2 separate regions of the Homo sapiens genome follow, and region 2 is linked to region 1. A link is a contact called in ENCODE Hi-C or POLR2A ChIA-PET data. All regions are on one chromosome and are shown on one strand. Each heading gives the region's core, a stretch centred on a gene start or an enhancer-like site at or near the end of the contact. The rest is flanking DNA. Distances are from core to core; before and after follow the strand shown. Region 1 overlaps FARS2 (phenylalanyl-tRNA synthetase 2, mitochondrial). Region 2 overlaps FARS2 (phenylalanyl-tRNA synthetase 2, mitochondrial).

Region 1 (6,494 bases), core at 1,039-3,538:
TGTTTTGGTAAATGGCAGACTACTTATATATGACAGTGGTCCTGTAAGATGACAGTACTGGGCTGGGCACCGGCGTGGTGGCTCATGCCTGTAATCCCAGTACTTTGGGAGGCCGAGGTGGGTGGATCACGAGGTCAGGAGTTCAAGACCAGCCTGGCCAGCATGGTGAAATCCCATCTCTACTAAAAATACAAAAATTAGCTGGGCGTGGTGGCGGGTGCCTGTAATCCCAGCTACCCAGGAGGCTGAGGTAGAGAACTGCTTTAATCCAGGAGGAAGAGGTTGCAGTGAACAGAGATCATGCCACTGCACTCCAGCCGGGGCGACAGAGTGAGACTGTCTCAAAAAAAAAAAAAAAAACAGTACTGTATTTTTATTGTACCTTTTCTATGTTTAGATATGCTCAGATATACAAAAATGTACCGTCACATTACAATTGCCTACGGTATTCAGTAAAGTGCTGTACATGTTTGTAGCCTAGGAGCAACAGACCATACCATACAGCCTAGGTGTGTAGTAGGCTACACAATCTAGGTTTGTGTAAATACACTCTATGATGTTCACACAACGACAAAATTGCCTAACAACATGTTTCTCAGAATGCATCCCTGTTGTTAAGTGATGCATGACTGTATATCTTATCTCTACAACACACCTTCAGCATAAAATTTGGGACTGTGAGTCTCCCTGTGTCCCACCTTCATCTCCACTTCAAGTACCCGGTACACTGCCCAACATATGTCAATAATAAATAAATGAAATAATGCATTAATGAACAAACAAATGAACAAACCGTGCTGGCTGGCCCTGGTTACTGAAGCCCCAGCAGAAATTAATACATGTAGACAGCGGCATGTGCCATTGGAGATAACGGAAATGTGATGATGGCTCGAGAAGTATGCAGTCCTTTAGTTTGATGGGTATGAAGGACATTCATGAATGATGTGTTTTCCTGCCTTCACAGAACTGAAGGGCTGGTTATTGGGAGGCTACATGGAGAGCACAAATTTGGTAACAGGAGGGATCCTGAGGTTCCTAAATCATTCATGGATAGACTGGGTTTCTGGAGTGGTGTTCTAAAAACACAGTGATATCAGCAGCTAGGGATGCAAGGGTGTAAAGGTATCCAGCAGGGCGGCGTCCATTCTGTGTGGCCTGTGCACTGAGATCTTTGCTTATGCTGATTATTTTCTTTTTCTACTATATTGAAAGACACCGCTGCCTACATCACAAACAAATCTATCCTTATATGCCTGGGTAGATCAGGTAAAAATGCAAGTAACAAAGATAATCCAATTTAGCCTGCAAATAAAAAACTGAGTCTTCTACCAAATTCACCCTAAACAAGAACAATGGAATAACCCTCAGGAATGCTGTAAGAAGAAAAACAATGTATGTAAATATAATTCAATGTTTTCTAAAGCTTTAGATGCCCTCTCCTGAATCAGGAGCAGGGTATTCTTTTGTTTTTTTTTTTTGTTTTTTTTTTTGTTTTTTGAGACAGAGTCTCGCTCTGTCGCCCAGGCTGGAGTGCAGTGGCACAATCTCAGCTCACTGCAAGCTCCATCTCCCGGGTTCACACCATTCTCCTGCCTCAGCCTCCCAAGTAGCGGGGACTACAGGCACACGCCACCATTCCCGGCTAATTTTTTTGTATTTTTAGTAGAGACGGGGTTTCGCTGTGTTAGCCAGGATGGTCTCAATCTCCTGACCTCGTGATCCACCCACCTCGGCCTCCCAAAGTGCTGGGATTACAGGCATGAGCCACCGCGCCTGGCCAGGAGCAGGGTATTCTTAATGCACACAGTGTATCCAACATGCGTGAGTTACAAAGCATGAGGTTTTGCTTGTGCTGATTCGTGTCACAACCTCCTTGGCATTATTTAAATGTAGTGTTTGGTATGCAAATATAGATAACACCAAAAGTAACATCTAAACGAGAACAAAACAAGAACAATACAAACTGGTTAAAAATAATTCCACGTATGAACATATCTATGGACTGCAAACATTACCCTTTTAGGCCATGAATATATATTTGCAGATACTTCATCCAAATATTAACACACTTTTTCTTTATGCACAAAATTTTGTGTGTGACATATACTGAATGTGTGCTCTCTGTATTTAACAAAGTTGCGGGGGTGTGTATTCTTATTTCTTCCACCCAAATAAACAAGCAGACTGACATCACAAGGCTTCTTTTTACTTAGGCAGAATATTGAGCAAACAAATATTTATTCTGGGTTACTCAGCTGTGATACATAAGGGGATTCATGACATGCTATGTCTGGTGCCTGCTAAGCTCTTACGAGATAATTGCACCTTGGACCACCTAGGACATCACATTAAATGGAGAGACCTGATTTTAAAATTTAAAAAACACAGAATGGGCAGAATTTAATCAGTCATGCTTCTATAAAATTAAGGAAGATATAAATAAATGGGCAACAGAAAGGTGCAATAAAACCAGGATTAATCAAACCGTGATTAATTCAGGATCAGATTAAAACCAATAGTGCCAGCTGTATCTGATCCATTCTGCAGCATTATTCTCTCCTGCTCCTTTTTGTTTTCCCATTTTTCCTCCTTCTCATTCCCCTTTGCTCTCACCCCTAGGGCACCCTCCTTGGTGGATAAACCTGCAGGAGAGTTAATTGTCACATACATGGATTTAATCACATTGTCCATCACATTTGGGGGCCCTGCCTTCAGCGATCCATGACTAATTGTTGTGGTAATTTTTCAATCATTAACAGCAGCGCATATGCTGCAGACAAATCCCAGCGTGCCTGCTAAACCCCAGTGACATGCGGCCCACAGGCTCCAGAAGCACCACTACACCAGCCCCCAGCCCCAATCCTATTAGTCATGCGTCGTCATTAATATACATCTATTCCAGGGATATGTCAGGCAGCAATGAGGTCGGAGGGGGCTGAGCATGCTTTATAACACAGCCTTGTTTTCAATCTATTCTTTGAAAAAGGAAGAGGAAGAGGAGGAGAAAAGGAAATTAAAACTCCATGTGGGATAAGGAGCTGGGGGACTATTCTGAATTCCACTTGTTTCTCATTCATTTTCAGGCAGGCTCCTGAGCTGTGGCAAATGCCCTTTCTTTGGGTTTCAGCAGTATTAGCGATCTCCATGGCAACCACCAGTACGCATCTGCTGCACCACACTGCAGCTTCCCTGGGCTCAATTCTCAAGTCGCCCTGGTGTCAGACGGGGCGCACCATGTGCACTGGTGGGACAAGACCCTGCCTTGGGGAATCATCCAGCTGATTGAAGCCCAGCTCTAATCACCACATAATATGAGCCAACAAGATCATACAGAATATGATCTGCCTACACTAGGCAATAGGATTCCAGGACTGCTATTTATTTTTCATTTTCCTTTTCTTAAGGGCCTTTGTTGGTTAAAAGCAAAGAGCCACTAGAATAGCTATCTAACAAAAGGGATTAATTTTAAAATAGGTGGTACAGTGTTGCTGGTAACATTTACTTCAAGCAAAAATCTCATATGTCCTTCATTAAAGGAATTATTCAAGAGGAAATTAAAAGTCCTGGAGTTTCCCTTTGGTTCTTCGTAAATGAAGGGCTAGTTGGGATATTAGCCAGAGCAAGAAAAGGTAAGAGAAGGATTCCTGGGTTTTTGCTGAAATTCTGACTCTTGCTATGGAGTCTCAGGAAATTCCCTCTTATACCCAGTTTCCCCAAGATTAAAATAAGATCTACTTATTTTAGGCGCTTAGCACCGGATCACTAACAAGGCCTCGGCAAGACTTAATTAATACGTGCAATTCATTTTTAGCTCCTCAAATGAAAGACGTTTGGTGCAGGCTCCACTATTATGAAATGAGGGGCCGAGCGCCCTCTACTGCTGCTTCTGGGTCAGTCTCTCAGTGGCTGAAACCCCTCAGTGGGGTTCACTTATTGTTAACATGTAACTCTCACACTCTAGCTTAGAAAGCCTTTTCTGATCAGTAAGAGCAGGAAGAAAGGAACACAGGAAGAGGAAGAGAACCAGATAATAGACTGGCTGTTATAAATAGAATATACCTGTACCAAGACTATTCAAAGGTACTTGAGGTTAATACAGCAAAGGGAGAAAGGTCTGCGAAAATTCAGAGTGCTCAATTTTGTATCATGAACACATATTAAAAAGATAAAAAAATTGAGTCTCTTTACTTTCCACTCACCTTCTTCCAGGACAATGATACTTATAGGATCTCATTGATTTGTCTATTTTCTAGAAAAGTTAGATGAAAAAGAAAGCCTTGTTTTTCTTGGAATTTTTAATAAACACAGGACTTAGATTCCAACTTTGTTTTTCAGTTTAGTAGCAACAAACCCAGTCCCATGCGCTATACAGAACTACACAAACTATACGGAACAAATCCACTTTGAGCCTTACATATAGTTACTAGTTATTCTAATAAAAAATTACAGAGGAGAAAATAAAATGATCTGAATATTACTCTTATTCTTTTTTCCATTATGTAATGATGATACTTAACATGTATACATCTGGAAATACGAGTTTGGTGTAGAGCTGAAATTGGGTAGTGTATAGTCATCCCTCAATATCTGCAGGGGACTGGTTCCAGGACACCCTGCAAATACCAAAACCTGAAGATGCTCAAGTCCCTCATATAAAATGGCATAGTATTTGCATATAATCTATGCGCATTCTCTTGTACACTTTAAATCATCTCTACGTCTACTTATAAAACATAATACCATGTAAATGCTATGTAAATAGTTGCTATACTGTATTGTTTTTTACTTGCATTTTTTTTCCTGAATATTTTTGATCCACACTTGGTTGAGTCTGCGGATGCAGAACCTGCAGGTATGGAGGGCCAACTGTATTAAAGAAATTCTGCTTCTTTATCAAAAATTAACTCCTTTTGGAATGGTGTTGTGAACAATAATATTAATAATAAAATAGATAATAATGAAGTCTACTACTCATTGAAGTTTTATTGTGTCAGAAACTATTCTAAGTGCTCTGCATCCATCACTTTTTAATTTTTACAACTCTTCAAGGTCAGTACCAGTATTATTCCTATTTTTGAGATGAGAAGAATGAGACTCAGAGAGGTAAGTATCTTGTGTAAGGGCACACAAATGACAAATGACAAAACTAGAATTCAGATGCAGAACCTCAAAATCCTAAACCCACAAAGTAAGCCATTAAACTATATTGAAAAACACTGATTAGAAATCTAGCTCCCTTAAAGGAAAAAGAAAAGTTGTAAAAGCTCTGTTCATTCTTATATATTTCCTACTCCAAATCCAAACCTTATCTTTTTAGAAGCAATGACCGCATATTTTTCCATCGCCTTTAATTTTTTCATGAGACATTATCCATTGACACTTGAAGCGAGTCATCCTGACTGACAGAAACCCAGTTCCTTTAAGAGATGCCGAGGGCAGTGTACAGAACATTCTACACAACTAAATTCCAGAGCCTGGCAGAGGGTCTGAGACTTGCTGGGGTGGCAACTAACAGCTAAGTACTGGATCATGACATGCTGCAGTGGGAGAAGGAGTTTTCTCAGCTCTCTGCAGCTGTTTAGAGAGAAAATCAAGAAGGTATCCAGCGGAGGGATTAGCTACTGTCACCCGCTGAAGGACACACAGCAGGGATATGAAGTGTGGGGCGGGGCTCCGCACAATGGGAGACAGGCCGGTTCTGCTGTGAGGTAGTGAGAACCGAGTGGGGTCAAGGCAGTGCAGCAACGCACAGGACAGGAACCTCGGTGGACCAAGCAAGTGGTGAGTGATGATAGCTGCATGAGGGAAAACAGCAGGAAGTGCGAGCTGGGAGGCTGACTGTGGGCCTGCCACCAAGTGGTCCCAAGAAACAGTCGCTGGAAGTGGCAATGGCTAAACACTGGTTTCTGTGAAGACATCTGTGTAAGGGATTCATGTCAGTCTCGAGCCCTTTTCAAGAACCCAAATCTCATCAGGCTTGAAATGACCAGAATCCGGTAAACTGAGATTGGCAGGAAGATACATTTTCAAAATTTACCCGTCACATAACAGCTGGAAAAGGGAGTTATGGTATGCCAAGTCATATACACATCTGTGTTATATGGATACAAATTCCAGATACGGAAATCCTTAAACTTCATCATTCCAAAAGGATATGACTATCCAGGAACATCTCCCATACATTACCCTGTAAAGACAAATGAAATCATCTTTCTACTCTTATCTCACTGTCATTTTCCTGTGTAAGATCAGAAACAGACCACAGCATGCTAGCATCGCATTCTTGTGAAAGTATGAATAACCGGCTAATTGTTAGAAAACAAAATGGATTGCTGATTATGCAAGGAATCTGTAATCCATTCTGCAGACACAGGAAAAAAATGAACAATCAAACACTGGCATTAGAATAGTGTCATTACCTTTTATGAATGAAATGGCCCTCTTTGAAACAGATTCAAAGATTTCTGGTCGAATTATATTTTAAAACATAAGTA
Region 2 (6,494 bases), core at 2,895-5,394, 150 kb before region 1:
CCACCACGTCTGGCTAATTTTTGTATTTTTAGTAGAGACGGGGTTTCACCACATTGGTCAGGCTGGTCTCAAACTCCTGACCTCGTGATCCGCCTGCCCTAGCCTCCAAAAGTGCTGGGATTACACACATGAGCCACCGTGCCCGGCCTACAAGTATTTTTTTAATTAAAAATTTCCTCCTTAAATTGCAGGAATAACATGCATCATTTCCAAATGACAGTTTTATACAAAGTCTCATTCTGTTTCCCTTCATTATCCCAACTTCCCAGTTATATGCATTTGGCTGCCAAGTCCAAGGCTCCCAGTTGTACTGAGGTTATTCTTTATTTTAAAGTACAAGTTAGATTGACTATGACACTGGCTTTTTACTCTAATAGCTAACTCGTTTTTTGGAAACTGTCTTAAATTTTCAAAGCATTTCACATAGATAGTGTCATCTAGTTTTCCTAGCTACCATTTATGGATGACATTACTCCTGGTGGTAGATGAGGAAACTAAGGCTCCAAAAGTCCCAACATCACACATCTAAGGTGTGAAAGTCAGGACTCACCCATGCCTTCCAATTCTAAATTCTGAGCTCTTCCACTAAACTACGTGGACTCTACTTCTCATAAACTATTTCCAGTCATTGAATAACAGTTCCTCTAAGGAAGGAAGAAGCACTAGTTAACCATCCAGCAAGCATTATGTAGTAAGTCTCCCTCCACTGATATAAACATTGCAGGAAGACGAAAATGAGCTATTGTCTTAATCTGTTCCTGCCACTATACAAAGTAGCTTAGATTGAGTAATTAATACACAATAGAAACGCATTTCTCACGGTTCTGGAGGCTGGGAAGTCGAAGATCAAGGTGCCAGCAGATTTGGTGTCTGGTGAAGGCTGTCTCTCTCCACTTCATAGTTGGCTCCTCTTACTCATCCTCACATGGCGGAGGGACAAAGGACAAAAGGGACGAACACTGTGTCCTCCCCAAGGTGGAAGAGATGGAAGGAGCAGGCAGCTCTCTGAAGCCTCTTCTATAAGGGCACGAATCCCATTCATGAGGGCAGAGCCCTCATGACTTAATCATTTCCCAAAGGCCTCGTTTCTTAATACCAACACAATAGAGATTCCTGTTTGACATGAATTTTGGAGGAACACAAACATTCAAACCATAGCACTTACTATGCCACAGGCCTCTAAGGAGTTTCCATCATGTGGAATAGCCTAGAAAAGTTTAAATGCAAATAGAGAATAAAAGCTAAGAATGAGCCAACAATAAGCTGCAGTTACACAGAGTTCTACACATGGAGCTGACCGGTGGCAGGTCGGAGAAAGAGGAAGGCGGTGTAAAAAATCTGATGAGCCCTCCAGGTTGAAATTGCTCTGCCGAGGGCTTCCTGCTCTGGCGAGTAGGGCTGGGCTGTTTTATAAGTGGCCCCTAGTGAGATTGACAATGGATTCTTAACCCAACGGTGGTCCATGTGCAGGTGGCCCAGCACCCCAGGAGGCAGCCTGATGCAAGGGGATCTGCCTGAAAGGCATGATGGTGTTTAGCTCAGTCAGTCAGGCTATTTCCCTCCAGAATTTGCACTGGATAATGAAGCAGACTGGCTAGAAAAGACTGCAGGTAATGTAGAAAGAGAAGAGATGTTAATGTGTGTATGGTGGGGAAGTAGAGGATACAGACTGGCCAGCAGAAGGAAGGACAGAAACAGAGCCAGAGGCACCCAGAGGCTGAGGGTCTCTGGCCCTTAGACCTTCCCTCAGTTCTGAAGAGCTTTCCAGTTTTGATTCAGGTGTATCCTGAGATAAATTCCCTTTGTCTTAAAGTACCCACCATGAGTGGGTCTATCCTGGCAACAGTTTTTGGAAGCTGAGTTTCTATGACAGGTAGTTCACACACATTAACTAGAGTTGGGACTGTGTACATCCCATTCATAAGGGATTAGAAGGGAGACAGACATACACAGCTTGCTATTCGGTTTCCTTGGTAAACTTTCCCAGACTGAAGGCCTCTTTCCTCTGAATCTGCAGCCCTGGATGATGGGTACCTTCCATTTCAAGTCAATCAAAGTTTCCTGAGTGTTAATTACATGCAAGAAACTGGGAAGGCCATTCATTAGGCTTAACCAGCCTTGTTACATCATATTTTTTATTGCTATTTCACTTTTCGCATGTTATTTAGCTCCATAAAAACCGGGATCTTGGCCAGGTGTAGTGGTTCACACCTGTAATCCCAACATTTTAGGAGGCCAAGGAGGGAGGATCCCTTGAGGCCAGGAGTTCAAGATCGGCCTGGGCAACGAAGCAAGACCTCCATCTCTATTAAAAAAAAAAAAAAAGTTAGCCAAGTGTGGTGGCCTATGCCTGTAGTCCTAGCTACTTGGGAGACTAAGGTAGGAAGACCACTTGAGCCTAGGAGTTGCACTCCAGCCTGGGCAACAGAACAAAGCCCTGTCTCAAAACACAAAAACAAACAAACACCCCAGAATCTTGCCTCCATACCCTTATGACCCCACAGCAATTAGCCCAATGTTTTCCACAGCACAAGAACTCAAGAATCAATTGGCAAATGTATTTATGGCACATCTCTTTGCATGAAGTTTAAGGAAGGCTAGAAGTGGTGGTGCCTAAATCAGCAGCTACGTAGTTCAGGTGAAAGAGAAAATAAAGAAGGATGTGTAAGAACAGTAAACCTACTGACATATAGGAGAAGGCCGGAGGCCTGTCCACCTGACCCACGTGGCTAACTAGACCCTGGGCAGCATCTGACTCAAGTGGAGCCCATCCACCAACTGCCTCTGATCTAGCAGGAAAAGTTGAGTTGGGCTAATCCGGTCCCTTTGTTGAGACCATCAGAATAACACAAGGGACTTGAAGTTGGTGCTGATTGCTGGACAGTGAAGGTCATGTGGACTCGGGGCCCAGGTGGGGTATTCTGAACTCTGTATAAGACAAAAAAGAGCAGAAACGACATGGTGGGAAGGTGGGGAGAGACAGAATAAGTGTGAGAAAATGAAATGGAATAGGGAAGTGGTGACACCATGGAAAGAGTGAAGCTCAGACCCTTCAACTGCCTCAGTTCCTGCTCTTTCCAAAGCCTGGTTAATTTGTCCAGCTTGTCCTACATTTGAACAAGTGGGTCTCTCTGTTCCTTGGGACAAGAGCCCCCACTAGAACACCTCCTCCTGTGATGTGTTCTATCCCTTCTCCCCACTGCTCATAACATAAAATGAAGTACAATTTTATGAAACTTTTTTTATAAGAAGCATAAGACATTCTCCATTAAAGAAAATCCCAGTGGTTCTCAAACTGGGGGCAATTTTGCCTACCAAGGGGGCACTGGAGATATTTTTAGTTGTCATGTGTGTGCGTGTATGTGTGTGTCTGTGCGCGTGCACGGTAGGAAGGTTGTTACTGCTATCTAGTGAGTAGAGGCCGGGGATTCTGCTAAACATCGTATAATGCACAGGACAAAGAGTTACCAGGCCCAAAATATCAGTAGTGCAGAGGTTAAAAAACCCTCCCCAAGACCAAGGGATGACAATGCAAAGCATATACCAACTTCTCTATGTAAGGGCCGAAAACTCGTCTGATGCGCACATATGGAAAACAGTCATGATTGGGAAAATGTAAAAGTGTAAGAGCTGTTGTGTTCGGGTGTTGAGATGATGGGTGAATCTCATCTTTTCTATTTTCAAATTTGTATGCATTGGCATTTTTATTGGGTGTAATTTGACAAAGTGAAAATGAATGAACATATGGAAAAAAGAATGAAGAGAGGGAGACAGGAAGGAGAATGCACTGCTCCAGTACTGCAGGAGGAAGAGCTTTGACCAGGTCAACGTCCATGACTCATGCACACTGGGAAGCCAGGCCAGCCACACCGAGAAGGTGCCTCTCATGGTGAAGACCCTCTTGAGAATTCTGTCAGACATGGTCACAAGTGTTCTAGTCTACCCACTTAAGCCAAATTATAAAAAATGGCAAGTGATAGATCACAAAAGGGAATATAACCATGAGGAAGTTCAAGTAGGGATGAAGAGAACTGAGAGGCCCCTTTAGTGACCTGGGGTTGAGGGAGGAGCTCACCTCTAGCATCTCAGCTCTGACTGACAGTGCACAGACTCAGGAAGCCCCATCTGCGACTGTGAGCAGGAAGTGGCAGGCCAGCAGTCCCCGGAACAAGGAGTGAGTCTATGAGCAGAATCGGGTTAGGGGCATCAGTGAATCCACCCTTTCAAACCTGCCCTTGCTGCAGATACCTGGGGCATTTTTCACCACCAAACCCCTCCTTGCAATCAAAGGAAAGGGATGGTAGTAAAAAAAAAATTTTACTCCCCAATTCCCACTCTCAAAAAGGTCTGTCTTAAAGCCAGACCAAATCTGACCTATTAAGGTCTACTTTGTCTTACAGTCCATCTCCACAGTTCATAAATAATCAGCTGGCATCTCCAAATGAAGTGTTGGCAGCTAAAGGCAATGGCTAAGTTCCCCTGGGATACTCTTCACTCTTCCTCATACCCCATTTTGCTAAGAAATATTCTGAGCAACTGGTGTTACAGAATAAAACAAAAAACAACACCATAATTCCTTAAGGTGCATGAACTTGGAGACTGAAGATGATCAATGTATTCATATTACAAATGTGATGGAGGGGATATCAAGTTCATATACTGACATACATGATTGCCTTCTCAAGTCTCCCATTTAGTCAATGCATCATATAGTACCATATTCCAAAGATGTCAAAGGACATGGCAACCTGGTCCCCTTCCCTACAGGTAATCACCATTCTATTTTTTGTTACATTAAGTTTAGAACTACAAGAACTCTTCTGCACGTTAAGTGGCCCATAGATTAAGTGGCAAAGACCCTCTGGGAGAAGGTTCTAAATGACTGGCTGGAACAAAACGCCATTTTCTTCTAACCTGAACATCTATCCTCCTTCAGGGCACAAGCTGTTATTTGTAATCAAGAAAAAATTTCTCCATTTGTCTAATATTATGAAATTAGGCTCTTCTTCGGCAGTTTATGTCTCCCTGAAACATCTTGGGATCTGTTTTTGTTCAGAAAATAACATGCAACGTGTCTAACGACTTTGTCTTTCACTCAGTCCTATCACGTCTCACACTTAAGCATGCTTTGATGTTAGGCAAAGAAAGGGTCGGCGCTCTTTTGCACTATCAGGCTATATTTCATTTATATGTTTATGGAATAAAATAAATCTTGAGGTCAAGGTTCAAGGTCAGGAGACCATTCACTTCCTATCACCTAAGTAGTCAGGGACTTGGTGGGGAGATGGGGAGGATGGGCACAGGGTGCTCAAGGAAGGATGATCTCCCAGTAGAGGGTTTTGGAATTTGGGAGTCAGAGTCTTCAAAAAAAACTTCATGTATCCCCCTCCCCCAAATCAAGGGTTAGCAACCTACAGCCCATGGGCCAAATTCACATTCCACTGTCTGATATTGTAGTCAAAGCTTCATTGGAACACAACCAGGCTCCTTTGTTTATATTTTATCTGTGACTGCTTTTGCACTTGCAGACTTGAGTAGTTACGAGAGAAATCTTATGACCCACAACGTCAAAAATATTCACAATCTGGTCAGCCCTTGCCCTAGATACTTATTGAGGATCACTGCACAGTAAGCCATCATTACTAAATAATGTGTCCTTTTCCTCAGGTATATTTCCCAGTACTGTAATAGCTAGGTTTTGCTTTGGCTGTCAATAATGAGATCTAAAAAATAAGTGGCCTAAACAAGGTATTTCTCTCTCAGCTACAAGTCCAGGGCTGAAGTGACACAGATTCAAGCCCCAGGCTATTTCTTCTATGTTGTTGCTCCACTCCATACAGTCTCCATTGCCAAGTCCGCACCATGGCCCAAAATGGCTGCAAGAATACTAGCCATCACAGTCACAATGAAGTAGCAGGAAGAAAAAAGAATACCCTCAATTCAACTTTTAAAGAAACTTCTGGAAATACCACTAAACACATCTACTTACAAATCATTGGCCAATTTAGAAGTATAGACTTCTAGCTGAGTGGAAAATTGCTGAGCTAAAAAACCAGGTTTTTGTTATTACAACAATGGCATGAGGCAGAAGGACGGGGGCAGGGGGAATTGGATATTGAGAGATAATTAGCAATCTCTGCCACAGGAACCTTACTCCAATCACCAAGCCCCTTATTTCTTAATAAGGGACACATGCCCTTGGCAGCCATGCCCTTTGGCATAGCTCCAAAAAAATAGTCTATAAATATCTGTACAATATGTATTCAAGACATTGTAAGATCAGTGCCAATGAAGAATGTTTTCAAATTTCTAATCAAAAGTACTGTCTCCTTCAGAAGGAACTGAATAAGTTCACCTTTTAGCAGGTCAGTATGGGGTTGTGTGTGTATACCTGCATTAAGAGTATTTCTAATACTCTATTTTTTTTAGAAAAATATTTATTTTTTTCAGTGATTTTTTTTAATGGGGTGTCTGCCTGCCTGATCTGTCCCTGG

What was found. Hi-C counts contacts between places; a loop is a spot of excess contacts on that map. ChIA-PET counts read pairs that join two places held with the same protein, here RNA polymerase II (POLR2A). Pooled maps may share reads with other maps.
Region 2: a pooled map shows a loop between it and region 1 (2.6-fold over the local background). The contact joins two enhancer-like sites. A Hi-C loop is called at or near these places in 11 of 37 single-sample maps with no recorded cell type and 10 of 50 pooled maps. POLR2A ChIA-PET finds 5 or more read pairs at or near these places in 1 of 52 experiments (activated T-cell).

The regions. Positions count from the first base shown.
Region 1 is chr6:5,468,530-5,475,023 of GRCh38, reverse strand. All of the region lies in intron 4 of FARS2 (phenylalanyl-tRNA synthetase 2, mitochondrial), which reads right to left. Among named protein-coding and RNA genes, the nearest start is that of FARS2-AS1, 14 kb to the right of the region's middle. Within about 2 kb of position 2,288, at least 2 of the 41 ENCODE cell types and tissues checked have a DNase peak (open chromatin) inside an H3K27ac peak, as active enhancers do.
Region 2 is chr6:5,617,086-5,623,579 of GRCh38, reverse strand. All of the region lies in intron 6 of FARS2 (phenylalanyl-tRNA synthetase 2, mitochondrial), which reads right to left. Among named protein-coding and RNA genes, the nearest start is that of FARS2-AS1, 160 kb to the right of the region's middle. Within about 2 kb of position 4,144, at least 5 of the 41 ENCODE cell types and tissues checked have a DNase peak (open chromatin) inside an H3K27ac peak, as active enhancers do.